Linked DNA regions of Homo sapiens: region 2 is linked to region 1. A link is a loop called in an ENCODE intact Hi-C map of the cell type or tissue named here. Cell type or tissue: CD14-positive monocyte. All regions are shown on one strand. Links, peaks and the distances in the headings refer to the core of each region. The heading gives the core; the rest is flanking DNA.

Region 1 (11,598 bases), core at 1,347-9,346:
GAAGGAACAAGGCTAAGTTTTCATATCTGTATGCCACTCACATCATGGAAAAGAACACTTGCTATTCCTACTATGGGCATTGTATTAAAATGATTTGTTCAAGGCCTCATGTGGCCTGCAACACCAATTATGGCCTGCATACAATCCTACTAAAAGTCCTCAAGTAATTCATAACACACCTGATGGTCAATCAGCAGTTCCTCTGGGTAGAGCTCCTCACAAAATTCACAAGGCAACATGATCTCGTCAGCTGCACCTAGGTATTAGGCCACACAATGAGACTCAGGATGAACAAAAACAAACTTGAATTTAACTTTTTATCCTCTTTATGGGGTCTTATATAGAAGTTTGGCTTTCTTTAATGTTTCTTATAGATAGCAATTTGTGGGGCTGTATATTCTCAGAGGGAACCCATCCAAGAGATAAACTCTAGGCCAAAACTTCCATGACAAAACAAGAAATGTACTTGACCCCAATTTCCTGAGTAGCAGTATAGCAGTAGTTTACCTGCTACTCACTACTCTAAGGAAGCGATTTAAATGTGTAATAACCATAGGCAATAATCTTAAGTGTTTTCCACACACTATTTCAATCCTCAGAAAAAACTTACGAAGTAGATCCTACATTATCCTTATTTTACGGATAAACTGGCAAACAATATCCTGAATACTCCTCCCAGTACCAAAAAATGCTGCCTAAAAGTAACTGAAGTGAACAAATCGATACATTTTAAACCCAAGATTCCCAGACACAACATCCTCAGGAAAACTGCTAAACAAATGGGAGGGTGAACAATGGCGGGATGTAGGGAAATTTACCCTTCTACCCATCTAGATTTTAGTTCTGGGTAAAAGAAAAGTCTCTACCAAGTAGAGTAACTAGAGCTTGGCCCCTTACATAGGTTTGGGGTCACAGTCTGTGCTTCTGTTTTTTATGTTTCTATTTTTACATAAATTCGCATTTGTGATTTTTTTTCTGTTGCCTAGATTGGAGTGCAGTTGTGCAATCTTGGTTCACTGCAGCCTTGATCTCCCAGGCTCAAGAGATCCTCCCACCTCAGCCTACCCAGTAGCTGAGACTACAGGTGTGTGCCACCATGCCTAGCTAGTTTTTGTTTATATTGTGTAGAAATGAAGTCTGACTCTGTTGCCCAGGATGGTCTTGAACTCCTTGGCTCAAATGAACCTCCCGTCTCAGCCTCCCAAAGTGTTGGGATTACAGGAATGAGACATGATGCTCAGCTACGTTTATGCTTTTTAAAAGTCCAAGCCAGCCGGGCATGGTGTCTCACACCTATAATCCCAGCACTTTGGGAGGCCAAGGTGGGTGGATTACCTGAGGTCAGGAGTTCCAGACCAACCTGAGCGACACGGTAAAACCCTGTCTCTACTAAAAATACAAAAATTAGGCGGGCATGGTGGTACAAGCCTGTAATCCCAGCTACCCTGGAGGCTGAGGCAGGAGAAATCACTTGAACCCCAGAGGCGGAGGTTGCAATGAGCCAAGATCGCGCCATGGCACTCCAGCCTGGGCAACAGAGGGAGACTCTGTCTCAAGAAAAAAAAAAAAAAAAGTCCAGGCCAAAAGCTTAAAGTTACCCCTAATGGTAGTATCTCTATGTGCCTGCCAGAAGCATTTATAAATTCTCAGAGGAACATGCTAGAAAACTTGGTGTTCACACACACACGTAGCAAGCCTCCATGAACAGGAGACGCAGAAACAACATAGCAAAGAAACAGTTTTTGCTATTTTTGGACACAAAAGAAAAATAAGTATATTTAACATGTTTAAAGACATGTTAAAGAGGGAACTATGCTGGGCGCAGTGGCTAATGCCTGTAATCCCAATCCTTTGGGAGGCCGAGGTGGGGCAGATTGCTTGAGTTCAGGAGTTCGAGACTAGCCTGGGCAACATGGTAAGGAACCATCTCTACTAAAAATACAAAAAAAAAGGTAGTGGTGCATGCCTGTGGTCCCAGCTACATCGGAGACTGAAGTGGGAGGATCACTTGAGGCCTGGGGGCGGAGGCTGCAGTGAGCCGCGATCACACCACTGCACTCCAGCCTCGGTGACAGAGCAAGATCCTGCCTCAAAAAAAAAAAAAAAAAAAAACCAAAGCGGGAACTGTAATATGACTATGGAACAAAAGATTATTTTAAAAATTAGGAGGTACAATGAGGAAAAGGATCAAACAGAACTCAAAATGAAATATATAATCACTAAGTGAAAATCTTAAGGGACACATTAAACAACAGATTAGAAATAACTACGGAGAAAAATCAGTGAACTAGAAGACCGATAAGAAATTACCCAGAATGGCTGGGCGCAGTGGCTCACACCTATAATCCCAGCACTTTGGGAGGCTGAGGCAGGTGGATCACCTGACATCAAGAGTTTGAGACCAGCCTGGCCAACATGGCGAAACCCCGTCTCTACTAATAATACAAAAAATTAGCCGGGCATGGCTGGGCGCAGTAGCTCACGCCTGTAATCCCAGCACTTTGGGAGGCCGAGGCAGGCGGATCACGAGGTCAGGAGATCGAGACAATCCTGGCTAATACAGTGAAACCCCGTCTTTACTAAAAATACAAAAAATTGGCCGGGTGTAGTGGTGGGCGCCTGTAGTCCCAGCTACTCGGGAGACTGAGGCAGGTGAATGGCGTGAACCCGGGAGGCGGAGGTTGCAGTGAGCCGAGATCGTGCCACTGCACTCCAGCCTGGGCAACAGAGGAAGACTCTGTCTCAAAAAAAAAAAAATTAGCCAGGCGTGATGGCACATGCCTGTAATCCCAGCTACTCAGGAGGTTGAGGCAGGAGAATCACTTGAGCCCAGGAGGCAGAGGTTGCAGTGAGCCGAGATCGTGCCATTGCACTCCAACCTGGGCAACAAGAGCAAAACTCCATCTCCAAAAAAAAAAAAAAATGTTCAGAATAGTATAGCAAATACCCATATACTCCTCATCTATATTCACAAAGCTTAATATTTCCTCACATTACTTTTATGTATTTTTCCCCTGAACTATTTGAGAATAAGTTTGAACACATAACATTTTATTCCTAAGTACTTCATCATGTGCCTTTGAAGAACAAGGGCACTGCTTTCTCCTATGTAAACAATACGGATGTCACTCTCAGCAACTTTAATGTAAGTTCTCTACTTGTACAATAATGTCCTTTAGAGCCTTTTTTTTTTGAGACAAGGTGTCACTCTGTCACCAGGCTGGAGTGCAGTGGCACAATCTCAGCTGACTGCAACCTCTGCCTCCTGGGTTCAAGCATTCACCTGTAATCCCAGCTACTTGGGAGGCAGAGGCACGAGAATCACTTGAACCCAGAAGGCAGAGGTTGCAGTGAGCCGAGATCATTACATTGCACTCCAGCCTGGGTGACAGGGCGAGACTGTCCCAAAAAAGAAAAGAAAAAAGAAACAAAAAAGAGTAAGGCAAATTCTATTTCATTAAAATCTTTCAATTGTATAAGAATTGTATAACCTAAGACTTACAAAAACTGTAGAGAAAGAGGCTAGTGCAGAATAAGCAAGCCTACCCTTTATGTCACTGAGAGACCTGGGACCGCCATGAGACTGGTCGGCCTCACATACGGCCCTCCAGAAGTCCTGCTCTGCCACACTGGAGGCTTGGCCTTCATTTTGCAGACTTAGGGCCAACATGAAGTCCAAGTTTGCACTCTCTTCACCACCCTCTTTGGGGGGCTGTTGGCCTCTATTCCTTTCCTGCCTCTCTTGTTCTTCAACTGAAAAAAAAAAACCAACCAACATTCAGGATACATTAGAAATGTTACCACCCTCAACTCAAGTCCATGCCTAGCAAATAGTCAAGGTTTACAGGCATCCGGGAAGGAATAAAAATGACCATGTTCAACTAGCTCTCTTCACCCTCTGGGTCTCCTAGCTTTGAACATTAAAGTCTGCCCTGTGAAAAGGCTCCATTATTATTCTAACTGTATTATTAAGCAATATTACTGAGCCATAATTATGAGACAGGCACTGTGCTAAACATTTTATACTTATTTTCTGAATTACAGTAGAATGGTTTAAAGCACGAGGTCAGATTATCTGAATTCAAATCTCAGTTCTACCTTCAAATTTACCTACCTTCAAATAATGAGAGAATTAAATGAGTTAATACGTATAAAGCACTTTGCAAATGCCTAAGGGAAATAAGATACAGGTTGAGCATACCAATCCAAAAATCCAAAATTTGAAACTTTTTGGGCATCAATATGGCTCTCAAAGAAAATGCTCACTGGAACATTTTGGATTTCAGATTCTCAGATTTGAGATGCTCATCCAGTATATATAATGCAAATACTTCAAAAGCCAAACCACTTCTGGCCCCAAGTATTTTGGATAAGGGATACTCAATCTGTATAAGTGTTGGCTATTTACAACACTGTCATCATACTCACCATTATGAACCCTAACTATAATCCAATGGAGGTTATTTCCATTTTATAGGAAAGAGAGGTATTCTTCCCAGTGTTACTCAGCTACAGTCGGGTTTCTATAATCAAGATCTATCTGGCCCCAAAGCCCTGTTCCCATTTGCCTTGGGATTTTGATACCATTCTAGTTCCCTAATCCCAAGCACAACTCACACAGATTATTCTGAATTGAAACCTGGGCTGTAATGTTCCTTTGGTTGGTAGTTCTATTGTGGAAAACATCTGATTCAAAGGCTCTCAGGGGCCTTCGCGGCAGCCTCATGGGTGGGTCCAGAGCCTCAATTTGTCTGAGGAGTTGGGATGCAATCCAGATTCCATCCTGACCCCAAGATTCATCATATGCATTAGGAGGTATGGCAACCTCATTTCTCTTTTCCTCCCCCTCTCTCCCACAAACTTCAGGGTGAGTCTTCAGATCTTTCACAAGGACATTGCGACCACAGTTGCCACATAGTTCCGTCCGGGCACCACAATAATCTTCATGTTCCTTCAGTTTGAGAATGGAAAGTTCTAAATCACAGTGCTGGCAGACAGCAAGCCGCAAAGGGCACTCAGTCTCCTACAAAACAGAGGAATGAGGCAGTTAATATGCATATCTAGGAGAGGTGTGTTTTAGTATAGGGCAAGGAAAGCCAAGAGTATCTACTGCAATCTTCTCTTCCAACCCTTGATTCTCCTACCCTTTTTTAATGTATTTAATTATTTAAGAGTCACAGCTTCCCCTTTTGTTCCTGCCACAATGTTCTATAAAGGAAAATAAAATATTAGAGGGAGCCCACTACTCAGCCACCCTAACTATCATATTGTTTTGTGCACACATTACTTAGTAATCTAAAACCAGCCAGAGAAGCCCAGGAGCAAATAACAAGAATCATAGCAAGTCAGATGTTTGTCAAAGCTCCAATGTCCCTGTCCCCTACCAACTATTCCAATTCAGTCTTTTTTTTTTTTTTTTTTTGAGACAGTGTCTCGCACTGTCGCCCAGGCTGGAGTGCAATGGCGCAATCTTGGCTCATTGCGACCTCTGCCTCCCAGGTTCACACGATTCTCCTGCCTCAGCCTCCTGAGTAGCTGGGATTTCAGGCACACACCACCACACCCACTTAATTTTTTGTATTTTTAGTAGAGACGGGGTTTCACTATGTTGGCCAGGCTGGTCTTGAACTTCTGACCTTGTGATCCGCCCGCCTCAGCCTCCCAAAGTGCTGGGATTACAGGCTTGAGCCACCACGCCCGGCCTCCAATTCAGTCTTAAGTACCTAATAATGAGGAAAAGAAACTGCACTTTAGAAAGACACAGGTTTCTCTAACCTTCATATTTGTATTTAGCACAGGCTTTATTTTTCATTTATTATTATTATTTTTTGAGAAAGTCTTGCTGTCGCCCAGCGACAGAGTGGTGTGCATGGAGTGCATGGTGCAATCTCAGCTCACTACAACCTTCACCTCTCGGGTTCAAGCAATCCTTGTGCCTCAGCTTCCTGAGTTGCTTGGGACCACAGGTGCGTGCCACCACACCCAGCTAATTTTTTTGTATTTTTAGCACCGAAGGGGTTTCACCACGTTAGCCAAGTTGGTCTCAAACTCCCATCCTCAAATGGTATGAGCCACTACTCCTAGCAAATCCGTGTTATTTATCTAATAAAAGAACTTTGGGACCTGGGCAATGGCCCACGCCTGTAATCCCAGCACTTTGGGAGGCCAAGGCAGGCAGATCACCTGAAGTTAGGAGTTCAAGACCAGCCTGACCAACATGGTGAAACCCCACTCTACCAAAAATACAAAAATTAGCAGGGTGTGGTGGCATTCACCTGTACTCCCAGCTACTCGGGAGGCTGAGGCAGGAGAATTGCTTGAACCCGGGAGGTGGAGGTTGCAGTGAGCTGGGATAACACCACTGCACTCCAGCCTAGGTGACAGAGTGGAAAACAAAAAAAAAAAGCTTTTGAAAAAAAACTTTCTGAATTGGCATTATATCTACATGGTATCAAATTTTATTTTTTAATTTTAATTTTTCTTTTCTTTTTTTTGAGACAGGATCTCAGTGTCACCCAGGCTGGAGTGCAGTGGTACGATCATGGCTTACCGCAGCCTTGACCTCCTGGGCTCAAGCAATCCTCCCACCTCAGCCTCCCAAGTAGCTGGGACCACAGGTATATGCCATCATGCCTAGCTAGGTTTTTTGTTTTATTTTTTATTTTGTAGAGACAAGGGTCTCCTTATGTTGCCCAGGTTGATCTCAAAACTCCTAGGCTCAAGCAGTCCTCCTACCTTGGCCTTCCAAAGTGCTGGGATTACAGGCGTGAGCCACTGTGCACAGCTGGTATACAATTTTAAAGCCCAAAAAGGATATATGTAAAAATCATGTCTCTTCTCCCCTGTTCCTCTGCTACCTAAGGCCTTTTTATCAATTTATTGTGTTTCCTGCAAGAGGTAGTTCATGTATATACAAACAGTGCTGAAAATGTTGGAGTAGCATTTAGAATAGAACTTTAGTTTAATTTTTTTTTTTTTTTTTTTGAGACGGAGTTCGCTTCTGTTGCCCAGGCTGGAGTACAATGGCATGATTTCGACTCAGTGCAACCTCTGCCTCCTGGGTTCAAGCAATTCTCCTGCCTCAGCCTCCCAAGTAGCTGGGATTACAGGAGCCTACCACCACACCTGGCTAATTTTTGTATTTTTAGTAGAGATGGGGTTTCACCACTTTGGCCAGTCTGGTCTTGAACTCTTGACCTCATGTGATCTGCCTGCCTCAGCCTCCCGAAGTGCTGGGATTACAGGCGTGAGCCACCACGCCCAGCATTTTTTGTTTTTGTTTTTGTTTTTTTTTGAGACAGTCTCACTCTGTTGCCCAGGCTGGAGTGCAGTGGTGTGATCTTGGCTCACTGCAACCTCTGCCTCACAGGTTCAAGCAATTATCCTGCCTCAGCCTCCCGAGTAGCTGGAATTACAGGCATGCGGCACCATGCCTGGCTAATTTCTGTATTTTTAGTAGAGATGGGGTTTCACCATGTTGACCAGGCTGGTCTTGAACTTCTGACCTCAAGTGACCCGCCCTCCTCTGCCTCCAAAAGTGCTGGGATTACAGGCTGAGTCATTGCGCCTGGCCTACCTTTTTATTTTTATTTTTATTTTTTTGAAACAGGGTCTTACTTTGTCGCCTAGGCTGGAATGCAGTGGCACAAACAGGGCTCACTGCAGCCTCAACCTCCAGGCTCAAACAATATCGTACCTCAGCCCCTCGAGCAATTGGGACTACAGGAACGGACCACCATTCCCAGCTAATTTTTTAGTTTTTTGTAGAGATAGGGGTCTCACGATATTGCCTAGACTGGTCTTGAACTCTTTGGTTTAAGCAATGCTCTCGCCTTGGCCTCCCAAAGTGCTAGGATACAGGCATGAGTCACTGTAGCCCGCTGTGAATTACCTTTAAGGGTAATTTAATTATAAATTAATAAAATCAAGTTGTTACAGTTTGAGGCACACAGAATGAAATGCACAAATCTTTAAGTATATACCTTGGTGAATTTTTACATATGTATATCCACTCTTCTATAACTACCATATAAACAGCTGTTTGGATTTTTATTTATTTATTTTTATTTATTTATTTTTTTAGACGGAGTCTCGCTCTGTCGCCCTGACTGAAGTGCAGTAGCGCAACCTCGGCTTACTGCAAGCTCCGCCTCCCGGGTTCACGCCATTCTCCTGCCTCAGCCTCCCAAGTAGCTGGGACTATAGGCGCCCGCCACCACGCCCAGCTAATTTTATGTATTTTTAGTAGAGACGGGGTTTCACCGTATTAGCCAGGATGGTCTCAATCTTCTGACCTCGTGATCCGCCCGCCTCAGCCTCCCAAAGTGCTGGGATTACAGGCGTGAGCCACTGCGCCCAGCCAAGAAATGAAGATCAAGGCTGAGGGATGCTCCCTACTGAATGGGAAAACTGTCCTTGGTTCCACATGGGCTGTAGACACAGCCCTTCTGCCAGCAACTGTTCCTGCAAGGAACTTGTGCTCAACTGAACAAACTGTCACGTGGTTCCTTGAAGGGGCACAGCACTGATTTCACTTGCATTATAAAAGACTGAGTGGTGCTTTTGACTGTTTATGTCAACACTTGAAAACAAGGTGAGCCAGTTTTTTTTTGTTTGTTTTAGATGGAGTCTCACCCTGTCACCCAGGCTGGAGTGCAATGGCACGATCTCGGCTCACTGCAACCTCCACCTCCCAGGTTCAAGCAATTCTCCTGCCTCAGCCTTCTGAGTAGCTGGGATTTCAGACGTGCGTATCCACGCCCAGCTAATTTTTGTATTTTTAGTAGAGACGGGGTTTCACCATATTGGCCAGGCTGGTCTCGAACTCCTGACCCTGTGATCCACCCACCTCAGCCTCCCAAAGTGCTGGGATTACAGGCATCAGCCATCACGCCCGGCTGGATTTTTAAATTGGTGAATTAACATACTCATTCAACGTTGGCCAGTTTTGGCCAGATGCCATAGCTCACGCCTGTAATCTCGACATTTGGGAAAGCCAAGAAGGGAGGATCACTTGAGGCCAAGAGTTCGAGACTAGCCTGGGCAACATAACAAGACCCCAACTCTATGAAAAACAAAAATAAATAAAATTAGTCAGGCATAGAGGCCTATACCTGTAGTACCACCTATGCAGGTAGATCATTTGAGCCCAAGAATTCGAGGCTGCAGTGAGTTATGATCATGCCATTGCATGCTAGCCTGGGTGACAGAGTGAGACTGTGTCTCTTAAAAAAGGTTTTTAATTAAAAAAAAGAAAAATGACCGGGCATGGTGGCTCACGCCTTTAATCCTAGCACCTTGAGGGGCCAAGGTGGGTGGATCACCTGAGGTCAGGAGTTCAAGATCACCCTGGCCAACATGGCAAAATCCTGTCTCTACTAAAAATACAAAAAAAATTAGCCAGGCATGGTAGAGCACGCCTATAACCCCAGCTACTCAGGAGGCTGAGGAAGGAGAATCGCTTGAACCTGGGAGGTGGAGGTTACAGTGAGCCAAGACTGCACCACCGCACTCCAGCCTGCAAGACGGGAACAAGATTCCATCTCAAAAAAAAAAAAAAAACTTTGGGCTGAGTACAGTGGCTCATGCCTGTAATCCTAGCACTTTGGGAGGCTGAGGCAGGAGGACCACTTGAGCCCAGGAGTTCAAGACCAACCTGTGCAACACAGCAATAGAGACAACACCTGTCTCTATTTTTTGGGTTTTTTTTTTTTGAGATGTAGTCTCACCCTGTCATCCAGGCTGGAGTGCAGTGGCGCGATCTCGGCTCACTGCAACCTCTGCCTTCCGGATTCAAGCGATTCTCGTGCCTCAGCCTCCCAAGTAGCACACACCTCCACGCCCAGCTAATTGTTGTATTTTTAACAGAGACAGGGTTTCACCATGTTGGCCAGGCTGGTCTCAAACTCTGACCTCAAGTGATCTGCCCACCTCTGCCTCTCAAAGTGCTGGGATTACAGGCATGAGCCACCATGCCCAGCCGACCCTGTCTGTATTTAAAAAAAAAAAAAAAAAAACCTTTGGCCAGTTTTATCTCAACTAGCGAGCAAATGATACTCTATTCTCTCTCACCAAATGCTGAGGAATTTCTTAGGTTAAATAGCATGTTATCCAGGTGTTCAAGATTTTAAAATGAAGCCAGATGTGGTGGCTCACGCCTGTAATCCCAGCACTTTGGGAGGCTGAAGACAGGCAGATCACAAGGTCAGGCCAACATGGTGAAATCCCGTCTCTACTAATAATTAGCTGGGAGTGGTGGTGGGCGCCTATAATCCCAGCTACTCAGGAGGCCGAGGCAGGAGAATTGCTTGAACCTGGGAGGCAGAGGTTGCAGTAAGCCGAGATCACACCACTGCACTCCAGCCTGGGCAACAGAACAAGACTCCGTCTCAAAAAACAAACAAACAAAAAAGAATTTTAAATGAAATGACAGCTTGTAAGGCAGGCTGTGTGCTAAAGAGGTTATCCCATACTGGCAACTCTAGGGCTGGCTTCATATTCAGTGAGGCTGCCAATAACCAAACCCCAACAGAAATAATAGACTCAGTTCCAAAGGGAGATACTTCGCGAGTCTCAACATACACAAGTGAGTTCCAACAGCCAGGTAGCCGAATCTGGCAGCAGTTACATAGTCAAGGCCTCAAACAGGCTTTGAGAAACAGTATGCATGTGAGCTCACGGAGAACTAACACTCAACCAGACTGGCTTCCTGCTCTGCATGTGGGTCTGTAATCTCAGCAGGACTGGGCCCACGGTAACTCACTCCATGGACTAACCTCATGCTTCTTTAACAGCCTCTTCTCCAACTTCTTGTTACATTTGCAGGTCACCTAGAGTAAGAAGTGAGAATCAGTAAATTGGCTTTGGGACAATATGCTCATTTGCTATTGCACAATAGCAAACAGAATACATTTACGAACAACAGCAAGTATAACACATGTATAAACATTTGAGTACTTGGTGGCTCACCTGACAGTGTTCTGCAGCCATGTGAGTCTCCATGTCAGATTTGGGAAATGGTTCCTTACAGGTAGGACACATACCAATGTTCCTTTGACAGTGGATCTCATGGATGGTAAAGTTAAACACAGGAATTTCTTTTTTGCTACGGAAATAGACCAAAGAAAAAGGCAAGCATTACTGACTAATCTATGCCTTTTCTTGCACAGTGGCATCACATGGAAATCTGTCCTGTCCAATCTTTAGTCTCCATTATTTATCTTTAGTGAATACCTAGCCTACAAACTCATGACTATTACCATTCCTGCTTTTCAAGAACTAAATCCTGGCCAGGCGCGGTGGCTCATGCCTGTAATCTCAGCACTTTGGGAAGCCGAGGCAGGCGGATCACCTGAGGTCAGGCGTTCGAGACCAACCTGGCCAACATGGTGAAACCCCATCTCTACTAAAAATATAAAAATTAGCCAGGCGTGATGGCGGGCACCTGTAATCCCAGCTACTCGGGAGGCTGAGGCAGGAGAATCGCTTGAACCCAGGAGGCAGAGGTTGCTATAAAAAAAAAAAAAAAAAACTGGCCGGGCGCCGTGGCTCACGCCTGTAATCCCAGCACTTTGAGAGGCTGAGGCGGGCAGATCACCT
Region 2 (11,598 bases), core at 2,398-10,397, 44 kb after region 1:
CAAGAGAATCGCGTGAACCCAGGAGGCGGAGGTTGCAGTGAGCCGAGATCGCGCTATTGCACTCCAGCCTGGGCTCCAGTGCGAGACTCCATTGCGGGGGGCGGGGGGGCAGCTAGTGTGATGGTGCATGCTTGAACCCAGGAACTTCAAGCTGCAGTGAGCTGAGATTGTGCCACTGTACTCCAGCCTGGGCAACAGAGCAAGATTCTATGTCAAAACAAATAAACAAAAAACTATTCTGCTGTCTTAGCTGAATAATTCAAACAAACAACAACAACAAAAAACCCTGACCTAGACTTTTAAACTGAAAATGAAGGTTTTAGTGCACAAAAATATTCTTAGATGAATACATAGATTAGAGGGTAGTTGTTGAAACATAGGGCAAGATGAAGAGATTAGTACATTTCTTTTTTTTTTTCTGTTTTTGGAGACAAGGTCTTGCTGTGTTGTCCAGGCTGCAGTGCAGTGATGTGAACATGGCTCACTGCAGCTTCGACCTCCTGAGCTCAAGTGATCCTCCCGCCTCAGCCTCTGGAGTAGCTGGCACTGCAGGCACATGCCACCATGCCTGGCTAGTTTTTTAAATTTTTATTTTATTTTATTTTTTTGAGATGGAGTTTCACTCTTGTCGCCCAGGCTGGAGTGCAATGGTGCGATCTCAGCTTGCTGCAACCTCCGCCTCCTGGGTGGATCACTTGAGTCCAGGAGTTTCAGACCAGCCTGGCCAACGTGGTGAAAACCCATCTCTACTAAAAATACAAAAAAATTAGCTGGGCATGGTGATGCACGCCTGTAATCCTAGCTACTCGGGAGGCTGAGGCAGGAGAATAGCTTGAACCCAGGAGGTGGAGGATGCAGTGAGCCGGGATTGCACCACTGTACTGCAGCCTGGGTGACAAAGCTAGACTCTGTCTCAAAAAAAAAAAAAAAAGTTGAAAAGATTTGGAAAAAATTTAATAGCTGGTAGCCATCACTAATCACTGGTTCTTTGAACTTCCTGTTGTGATCACTTTGTATTATCTTTTTTTTTTGATAGATTTTTTAAGATGCAGTCTCACTCTGTCACCTGGGCTGGAGTGCAATGGCGTGATCTCCACTCGCTGCAACCTCCGCCTCCTGGATTCAAGTGATTCTCCTGCCTCAGCCTCCCAAGTAGCTGGGATTACAAGCACCTGCCACCACACCTGGCTAATTTTTGTATTGTTAGTAGAGATGGGATTTCACCATGTTGGTCAGGCAGGTCTTGAACTCCTGACCTCAAGCAATCCACCTTCCTCGGCCTCCCAAACTGTTGGGATTACAGGCATGAGCCACCGCACCCGGCCTGTATTATCTTATATATATATCTTTCATTTTTCTAGCAGACTGCCCTTTTTTCCCCCATACAATTTGTTCATTTATGCATTCCTTCATTCAACATTTATTGAGGGCCTGATATGTGTTAGGCACAATATAGATGCAGGAAATGAGTACTAAACAGCACAGACATAGTTTCTGCTTTCAAGGAGCTTATCTCCTTGAAATGACAGTACACATCACCATTACAGTTATGTTAAGGGATTTGAAGGAATAGGACAGTTTGCCATGAGAGCATACAATAGGGGCATTTGGACTGTTGGGGTCAGGTCAAGAAAAGGTTTCCTGTGGAAATGATGTTTTACTTTGGACATGAAAAGAGAACCAGGGTTAGGCAAAGAGATGGGGAGAGGGTGGTGAAGACCCTGAGAAAAGGAGCTTGGTCCACTTGAGGATGTAAGCAAAGGCTTGTGCAGTTGGAATGAAGAAATGAGTGAGGAAGTGAGATGAGGCTGGGGTGGGCAGCGACTCAGCTTTGTAATCCATTTTAAGGATATTGAAATTTGTTTTAAAGACAGTGGAATCAGGCCGGGTGTGGTGGCTCACGCCTGTAATCCCAGCACTTTGGGAGGCCAAGGCAGGTGGATGACGAGGTCAGGAGATCGAGACTATCCTGGTAACACGGTGAAACCCCGTCTCCACTAAAAATACAAAAAATTCTCCGGGCGTGATGGCGGGCGCCTGTAGTCCCAGCTACTCCGGAGGCTGAGGTAGGAGAATGGCGTGAGCCCGGGAGGCGGAGCATGCAGCGAGCCAAGATCGAGCCACTGCACTCCAGCCTGGGCAACAGAGCAAGACTCCATCTCAAAAAAAAAAAAAAAAAAAAAAAGACAATGGAATCAATACCTGTGAAAAGAAAGAAAAGGACAGTGGATGACATTAAAAGGATTTAACCAGAGGAGTAGAGTGATAAGGTGTGCATGTAAAAAAGATAGCTCTGAATACTGTGTGGGAAATAAACCTTTAAACTAAAAGGGAAGCAAGGCCAGGTGTGGTGGCTCACGCCTGTAATCCCAGCACTTTGGGAGGCTGAGGCAGGAGGATCACGAGGTCAGGAGATCGAGACCATCCTGGCCAACATGGTGAAACCCTGTCTCTACTAAAATACAAAAAAATTAGCCAGGCCTGGTGGTACGAGCCTGTAGTCCCAGCTGCTCAGGAGGCTGAGGCAGGAGAATCACTTGAACCTGGGAGGCAGAGGTTGCAGTGAGCCGAGATCGTGCCACTGCACTCCAGCCTGGTGACAGAGCAAGACTCTGTCATAAATAAATAGGAGGCAAATGTAGAATGGGTCGGTCAGTTAGGAGGCATTATTCATTTTTAGGTTCATCCTTGTCCCTTGCAATCTTGCACATGGTAGGTATTTAACAAAGGCTTGCTGAGTGAAGGAATGTGTCTTCTGTAATTTGTATTCATGGTAAAAGCAAGGCTCCTATTCTCCAACTTTTAGAATTTTTAAGTAAAGGATATTGTGTTTAAAGATGGAGCTCTCTTCTATTTAGCGTTTTTATAAGTTGTGGCAATATCTTTAATAGTCTCTGAAATTCTTGTAGGAAGTGGAAACTGAGCATACTATTTCAGCTGCTAAGGAGACCATTCATGGCAGCTGCAAGAACATGCAGATGAAAAACTTTCCTTTTTATTTGCAAAATTGATACTTTTCCTACTGTCAGTATCCATCCCTCAGTAAGATTGGATGAACAAATCCCAGGACCTCTTCTCCAGGGCATGTGGACAGCAGGCCTGCATGTGTCCAGGCCTGCTGCTGCCTGCATCTCCAAGGACTAGTAGCTTCTTTGGGAAGTGTTACCTCAGGAGTGCAGCTTGTGCGTTCATTCAACAAATTTTGATAGTGTCTTGCCAATGATTTATCCCAGTTCTTCCCAAATTTCTATCGTTCTTTTACCTAATCTCATTATTTTAGCTGCATTATAGTATTATCTGTGCTATCAGTTAATATTTTTCTCCAAGGTGACTTTTAAAATTAAATTTATTTTATAATTATATTATTGCTATGAGTGGAAAACTTGTATCACTTGCTGTAGGAAAATAAAACTGTAAAAGTAAAGTACAATGAAAACTAAACAATGTTATTAACCAGATTCTGATACTTGTGAAACTTCAGGACCTATTCCTTCCTTCTGGAAAAAAAAAAAGGCCGAGTGCGACAGCTCATGCCTATAATCCCAGCACTTTGGGAGACCGAGGCAGACGGATCACGAGGTCAAGAGATTGAGACCATCCTGGCCAACATGGTGAAACCCCGTCTCTACTAAAAGTACAAAAAAAATTAGCTGGGTGTGGTGGTGCGCACCTGTAGTCCCAGCTACTCAGGAGGCTGAGGCAGGAGAATTGCTTTAATCTAGGAGGTGGAGGTTGCAGTGAATCGAGATCATGCCACTGCACTCCAGCCTGGCGACAGAGTGAGACTCTGTCTCCAAAAAAAAAAAAAGATACTAGCAATTTTTAGAGAAATAGTAGGCTAGCACCAAACTGACACTTTCTCCTTAATGTAAAGGAAGTATTAGAAAAGAGATTAGGGCCAGGCGTGGTGGCTCACGCCTGTAATCTTAGCACAATCCCAGTTGAACCTTGGAGGCGGAGGTTGCAGTGAGCTGGGATCGCGCAACTGCACTCTAGCCTGGGCAACAGAGCGAGTCTCAAAAAAAAGAAAGAAAGAGATTGACTTTTTCACTGTGAGTATTATCTAGGGCTGTCTGCAAGGACTAAAAACATTTCATTTGGAATGGCACTCACCCGTGCTTTGGAAAATACTGCTTTAACCAATACATCTTATTGTTTCCATTGCCTGATCTGTGGATGGCTGATTTTGGCTGACTCCTGTTATTAAGGGAACAGCACCATTCCTCATGGCCAAACTACAATTCCCCTTGAGTAGCTTTTTAAAAAGACTTACTAAGAAGACAGATTTAGGATATCGTTTTTATTGGCTTGTTTTCTCCAAGGACTACTTAACTTATATTACAGATTTAGTAATGTAAAATGAAAATAAACTTTCCCAAGAGACTTAGCAGCTAATTAATCACACTCTCCTAGGTCCAGGAAATGGGAGCCTGATACCTGGCTGAATGTGGTAAAGTGTTTTAAACTCTTTCAGGTGAAGAAACAATCTCTTTGATACCAGCGCAAGTAAAGACGGTTACTGTAAATCCTTGTGGGAGCCAAGGCAAGAGTGTAGTGCCCCAGGACCTGATGGAAATGAGAAAGTTGTCAGGACCTGAAGCTTCTTTTTCAGTTGCTCATCTCTGCTTTTCTCTGTGTCTATTCATTTCTCTGCTTGGTTTTTTTTTTTTTTTTTTTTTTGAGATGGAGTCTTGCTCTGTTGCCAGGCTGGAGTGCAGTGGCACAATCTCAGCTCATTGCAACCTCCGCCTCCCGGGTTCAAGTGATTCTTAGGCCTCAGCCTCCCAAGTAGCTGGGATTACAGGCGTGCGCCACCAAGCCCAGCTAATTTTTGTACTTTTTTTGGTAGAGACGGGGTTTCACCGTGTTGGCCAGGCTGGTCTTGAACTCCTGACCTCAAGGGATCTGTCTGCCTCTGCCTCCCAAAGTGCTGGAATTACAGGCATGAGCCGCCGGGTCTGCTCGGTTCTTCATAATGTTTTTTCCTGCTTACTCATCAACTTACCCAGAACCCAACATGTTGACTTTTGTAGCCACACCAAGCTGTGGCTGGAGAAGGGAGGGTTCATTAGCCTCACCCGTAAGCTTAATTTCTCTAGATTTTCCAATAAAGGTAATTGACATTTTTCATTTTTATATAAATGCTGTGTGAATAAAGAGTCAAGAGACAACTCTTTTTTTTTTTTTTTTTTTGAGACGGAGTCTCGCTCTGTCTCCCAGGCTGGAGTGCAGTGGCGCAATCTTGGCTTACTGAAACCTCCGCCTCCAGGGTTCACGCCATTCTCCTACCTCAGCCTCCCGAGTAGCTGGGACTACAGGCGCCCGCCACCACGCCCGGCTAATTTTTTGTATTTTTAGTAGAGATGGGCTTTCACCGTGTTAGCCAGGATGGTCTCGATCTCCTGACCTCATGATCCACCCGCCTCAGCTTCCCAAAGTGCTGGGATTACAGCCGTGAGCCACCACGCCTGGCCGAGACAACTCTTTTTCTTTGCTGCACATCAATCAACTTGCATCCCCGAAAGTGCCTTCAAAATAGAAATTCTGGAGCTGCCACTGGTAAACTCAGACTTAAAATTTTTAAGATTTTCCACCTGAGGTTCCTTGTAACTTACTGACTCTGGCTTTCAGTTTTATAGTTAGAGAGTACCAGGAAGAAACCTGATTTACCCAGCTTGGATCAAATGTCCAACCTGGGGTGGGCTGCAGTTACATGGTCTAGACATGGTCATCTAGTCCTACCCCTTCAGCAGGGGCACTGGAAACCATTTCCAGACAAGAGGGCATGGGCAAGTAGGTACATTATATCAGAACCTCGTCAACTACAGAGGGGAAGGGAAAAATACCCTTATAGTCCTAACCTCTGGTCTGATCCATTTATGGGCAGACCTTCAGAGATGGGTCTCATCAAAGATGTTTACCCTTTGAGAAGGCTTCAAGATAGGTTCTATGAACCTGGAACCTTGCAGGACCACTGAGTCAGCAATGACTTAGAACTGACTCAGAATGAGATCAGCATCAAGTTATGAGGAAGAGAGGGTGTCGTTTATTGAGCTGGTTTATCTTTGTCAGATAGTTTATAAGGACAAATGATGGCCTGTCAGTTCAGCTAAGGATTTAAGAAAACTGGTATTAGATGTTTAGGTATTTAGGCCAAGATTATGTGCTTTTAGATATCTGTGATTCTCCAATGCCTCTCCAGAATATTAGGTCTTTGGCCTTCCTCTCTAAATTGTGATTTCCTACAGAGTAAGGCTTCTTATCTTTTTACCTAGCATTATTGGTGCTCATCAATATTAAGTGCATTAAGTGCATTGAACTCATGCATTCATGAGACTAAGTTTTAGTTAAGTGTTAATTGCAGAAAAATTTAGTATAGTAAAATGAAAGTTTATTTCTGTTCTGTGGGACACTCTGAGCCACCAGGGTCATAGATTATTTTAAGTTGTCTGTGCCTTTGCTGATAGGGAACTTTGATGAGCAAAGAGGAACCTGGTAGTGGTAGAGGATTGTGAACTGGCCTGTGTTCAGTCATCATTGTATATTTAGAATTGACAGCTACTGTACTGTTTTCCCATTTATAACACTTCTCATTTTTCTTCTCTAGAAATGAATCTTTGCTTTTGTTAGACTTTTTAAAAGAATTAATAGACTGTTTTTAGAGCATAAAACTGCTTTATGGTTTACAGAAAAATGAGTAGAAAGTACAGAGTTCCCAAATACTCCCTCTCCCCATCCCCATGGTTTCCCTTATTATTAACAACTTGGATTCATATACGTTTGTTACCATTGCTGAGCCAACATGATACATAATTGTTAATTAAAATCCGTAAATAGTTTAGGCTTCATTCTTTGTGTTGTGTATTCTCTGGGTTTGACAAATGTATGAAGACCTATATCCACCATTACAGTATTATATAGAATGTTTCAGTGCCCTAAAAATCCCCTGTGCTCCACCTATCCATCCCAACCTCCATCCTCTGTCAACCACTGATGATTTTACTATCTGTATAGTTTTTCACCTTTTCCAGAATGCCATGTAGGAGTTATATAGTATATAGCCTTTTCAGATTGGGTTTTTTTCCCTTAGCAATATGAATATAAGGCTTCCTCCATGTCTTTTTTTTTCTTTCTCTCTGTCTTTTGTGCTTGATAGTTCATTTCTTGTTTTTTTTTTTTTGTTTGTTTGTTTTTGTTTTTTTTTTGAGACAAGGTCTTGCTCTGCCACCCAGGCTGGAGTGCAGTAGTGCAATCATAGCTCACTGCAGCCTCTACCTCCCAAGCTCAAGCAGACCTCCCAAGTAGCTGGGACTATAGGCATGCGCCACCGTACCTGACAAATTTTTTTAATTCTTTTTTTTTTTAGACGGAGTCTCACTCTGTCACTCAGGCTGGAGTGCAGTGGCGCGATCTCAGCTCACTGCAAGCCCCACCTCCTGGGTTCACGCCATTCTCCTGCCTCAGCCTCACGAGTAGCTGGGACTACAGGCACCCGCCACCATGCCCGGCTAATTTTTTGTATTTTTAGTAGAGATGGGGTTTCACCGTGTTAGCCAGGATGGTCTCAATCTCCTGACCTCGTGATCCGCCCGCCTCGGCCTCCCAAAGTGCTGGGATTACAGGTGTGAACCACCGCGCCTGGCCAAATTTTTAAATTTTTTCTAGAGATGGTGTCTTGCTGTGTTGCCTGGGCTGGTCTTGTACTTCTGGCCTCAAGTTATCCTCCCGCTTCAGCCTTCCTAAGTGCTGGGATTGCAGGCATGAGCCACCACACTCAGCCTAACACAATTTTATGGTGGGTCTCCATATTCCTTAAAACTTGAAATGTATCAGCTGGGCATGGTGGCACACTCCTTTCACACATGTACTCCCTTCACTTTGGGAGGCTGAGGCGGGCAGATCACTTGAGGTCAGGAGTTCGAGACTAGCCTGGCCAACATAGTGAAACCTCATCTCTAGTAAAAATACCAAATTTAGCTGGGCATGGTGGTGCACACCTGTAATCCCAGCTACTCGGGAGGCTGAGGCAGGAGAATTGCTTGAACTCAGGAGGCAGAGGTTGCAGTGAGTCAAGATTGTGCCATTGCACTCCAACTTGGGCGACTGAGCAAGACCCTGTCTCACACACACACAAAAAAGTACTATTTTCCCTACATCCTTGCCTACTCCTGCTATTATTGAAATTCATTCCCTACCTCCCAATCTTATGGGTAAAACTTTCTCTTATTTTTTTCTTCAGCAAATTAGACTTAACTCTGTGGCAAAGTCAGTACTCATTAAATATATTTCATTGAAGGAACATAGTCCACTTGGTAGATTTGAGGCCTGAATACTAGAAAGGTTTCTTTTTTGGTTTTTATTTTAATTTTTAAAAGATTTTAAGATTTTGGTGACTAAACTCATTACTTATCCATGGATAAAAATATTAATGTCATCTCATCTAAATATGTATAGTCTTGAATCTTCACTAAGGACTACATAGTGTGATTATATTACTTGTAGATGAGAGATGACTATAGGGACGTAAGTTTGTATTCTTTTTTTTTTTTTTTTTTTTTTGAGACAGAGTCTCCCTCTGTCGCCTAGGCTGGAGTGCAGTGGCGCCATCTTGGCTCACTGTAAGCTCCGCCTCCTGGGTTCACGCCATTCTCCTGTCTCAGCCTCCCCAGTAGCTGGGACTGCAGGAGCCCACCACCACGCCTGGCTAATTTTTTGTATTTTTTAGTAGAGACAGGTTTTCCACCATGTTAGCCAGGATGGTCTCGATCTCCTGACTTCGTGATCCACCCACCTCAGCCTCCCAAAGTGCTGGGATAAGTTTGTATTCTTGACCGTCCTAGCCATTTATAGTTAAAATTAGATCCATAATGTTTTTATTTGTTGAAAAAAATTTTTAAATTAAAAAAAAAAGTTTTTTTGAATCAGGGTCTCACTCAGTTGCCCAAACTGGAGTGCAGTGGCACGACCGTGGCTCACACTGTAGCCTCAACTTCCCAGGCTCAAATGATCACCCCACCTCAGCCTCCTGAGTAGCTGGGATTACAGGTGCATGGCAACATGCCTGGCTAATTTTTATATTTCTTCTAGAGACAGGGTCTCACTAAGTTGTCAGAGCTGGTCTCGAATTCCTGGGCTCAAGTGATTCACCCACCTTGGCCTCCCAAAGTACTGGGATTACAGGTGTGAGCCACTGGACTGTGCCCATGATGTTTTTATTATTTTGTTTTATTATTATTATTTTGTGTTATTACTTTTTTCTGAGGCAGGGTGTCACTGTTTTGCCCAGGCTGGAGTGCAGTGGCATGATCTCAGGTCACTGCAACCTCTGCCTCCCAGGTTCAAGCGATTCTCGTGCCTCAGCCTCCCGAGTACCTGGGGCTACAGGTGTGCATCACCACTGCCTGGCTAATTTTTGTAGTTTTAGTAGAGTTGGGGTTTATCCATGTTGCCCAGGCTGGTCTCGAACTCCTGGCCTCAAGTGATCCATCTGCCTCGGGCTCCCAGAGTGCTGGGATTACAGGTGTAAGCCACCACGCCCGGCCTCCATGATGTTTTATATAGCAAATTAAGATATTTTCCAAAATATCTCATACCAGTTGGTGCATTTTTTATATTTGTTATTGAAGGAATATAATAACTGTCACATAATTTGTTTTTTCATAGATTATCTTGACAATGGTAATAATAAAATGGCAATTCAGCAAGCAGATAAACTGTTGAAGAAACATAAGGATCTTCATTGTGCTAAGGTAACTTCATTTGCCCTTCAGTTACTTACCTGTGGCGGGTTATATTTGTAATTCCTTACCTTAAAGAGAAAGGAGGGCCGGGCATGGTGGCTCAAGCCTGTAATCCCAGTACTTTGGGAGGCCGAGGCAAGCGGATCACGATGTCAGGAGTTTGAGACCAGCCTGACCAACATGGTGAAACCCTGTCTCTACTAAAAATACAAAAATTAGCCTGGCATGGTGGCGTGCGCCTGTAATCCCAGCTACTCAGTAGGCTGAGGCAGCAGAATCACTTGAACCCAGGAGGTGGAGGTTGCAGTGAGCGGAGATCGCACCATTGCACTCTAGCCCAGGTGACAGAGTGAGACTCCGTCTCAAAAAAAAAAAAAGGGGGGGGAGAAAGGATGTTAAATCTCTTTAGTGACTATTAGTGTCTTTTGTTTTTGAGATGGAGTTTCACTCTTGTTGCCCAGGCTGGAGTGCAGTGGCTTGATCTCAGGTACTGCAACCTCTGCCTCCCAGATTCAAGTGATTCTCCTGCTTTAGCCTCCTGCGTAGTTGAGATTACAGGCATGCGCCACCACACCCAGCTAATTTTGTATATTTTTTAGTAGAGATGGGGTTTCCCCATGTTGGTCGGGCTGGTCTCAAACTCCCGACCTCAGGTGATCCTCCTGCCTCAGCCTCCCAGAGTGCTGGGGTTACAGGCATGAGCTACTGCGCCCAACTGACTATTTGTGTTTTTTTCTCGGTACTTTATAGGTCAGTTATTTCCATAGTCACTTACATGCCACAAGTGGTATTTCTTTTTTCGTTTTTTTTTTCTTTTTTGAGATGGAGTCTTGCTGTGTTGCCCAGGCTAGAGTGCAGTGGCACGATATTGGCTCACTGCAACCTCTGCCTCCTGGGTTCAAGCAATTCTCCTGCCTCAGCCTCCTGAGTAGCTGGGACTACAGGCGCGTCCTACCACGCCCGGCTAATTTTTTTGTATTTTTAGTAGAGACGGGGTTTCACCGTGTTAGCCAGGATGGTCTCAATCTCCTGACCTCCTGATCCGCCTGCCTTGGCCTCCCAAAGTGCTGGGATTATAGGCGTGAGCCACTGTGCCTGGCTGTGATATTTCAGTAAAAGCTAGCTGTTTATTTCTTTGCATATTACTTACCTAATTTATTTTCACAGAATCCTTTTAAGCAATATTGTGCACTTCTTTTTTTGAGACAAGGTCTCTATCACCCAGCCTGGAGTGCAATAGCACAATCATGACTCACTACAGCCTTGGCCTTCTAGGCTCAAATGATCCTCTCATCTCAGCCTCCTGCATAGCTGGGACTACAGGGTGTACCACCATGCCTGGCTTTTTTTTTTTTTGGAGATAAGGTCTCTCTCACCCTGTTGCCTAGGCTGGACTGCAGTTGCCTAGGCATGATCACAGCTCACTGCAGCTTTGACCCCCCGGACTCAAGCGATCCTCCTACCTCAGCCTCTCGAGTAGCTGGGACCACAGATGTGCACCACCACACCTGGCTAATATTTAAACTTTTTGTAAAAATGGGATCTCACCACGTTGCCTACCTAGGCTAGTCTTGAATTTGTGGGCTCAAGCAATCCTCCCGCCTCGGCCTTCCAAAGTGCTGGGGTTACATTCGTGAGCCATTGCACCTGGCCTATTTTTTTCCTTCAAATTTTTTCTAGAGATGAGGTCTCACTGTGTTGCCTAGGCTGGTCTCAAAGTTCTGGGCTCAAGTGATCCTCCTGCCTTAGTCTCCCAAAGTGTTATACGCATGAGTGCACCATGCCAGTCCTATTGTTCACTTTTTTTTTTTTTTTCGAGACAGGATCTCCTTCTGTCACCCACGCTGGAGTGCTGTGA

What was found. Hi-C counts contacts between places; a loop is a spot of excess contacts. Peaks named below come from ENCODE experiments on the same cell type or tissue, not always from the same donor. Only the 100,000 strongest peaks of a DNase experiment are listed, where the experiment ranks them.
Region 2: a loop joins it to region 1, with 2.0 times the contacts of the local background. A loop is called at or near these places in 17 of 110 quality-filtered maps.

The regions. Positions count from the first base shown.
Region 1 is chr12:112,134,244-112,145,841 of GRCh38, reverse strand. It overlaps TRAFD1 (TRAF-type zinc finger domain containing 1), which reads right to left. Exons shown (of 12, transcript NM_006700.3): 3 at 10,969-11,104; 4 at 10,776-10,829; 5 at 4,618-5,023; 6 at 3,547-3,753; 7 at 180-256. Among named protein-coding and RNA genes, the nearest start is that of TRAFD1, 14 kb to the right of the region's middle. In CD14-positive monocyte, for the core only: no CTCF peak of the experiment used is centred there; a DNase peak (open chromatin) is centred at 4,891; H3K4me3 peaks cover 1,435 bases; H3K27ac peaks cover 2,311 bases.
Region 2 is chr12:112,091,202-112,102,799 of GRCh38, reverse strand. It overlaps NAA25 (N-alpha-acetyltransferase 25, NatB auxiliary subunit), which reads left to right. Exons shown (of 24, transcript NM_024953.4): 2 at 9,664-9,749. Among named protein-coding and RNA genes, the nearest start is that of NAA25, 12 kb to the left of the region's middle. RefSeq lists an enhancer at 1-168. In CD14-positive monocyte, for the core only: no CTCF peak of the experiment used is centred there; a DNase peak (open chromatin) is centred at 5,989; H3K27ac peaks cover 1,897 bases.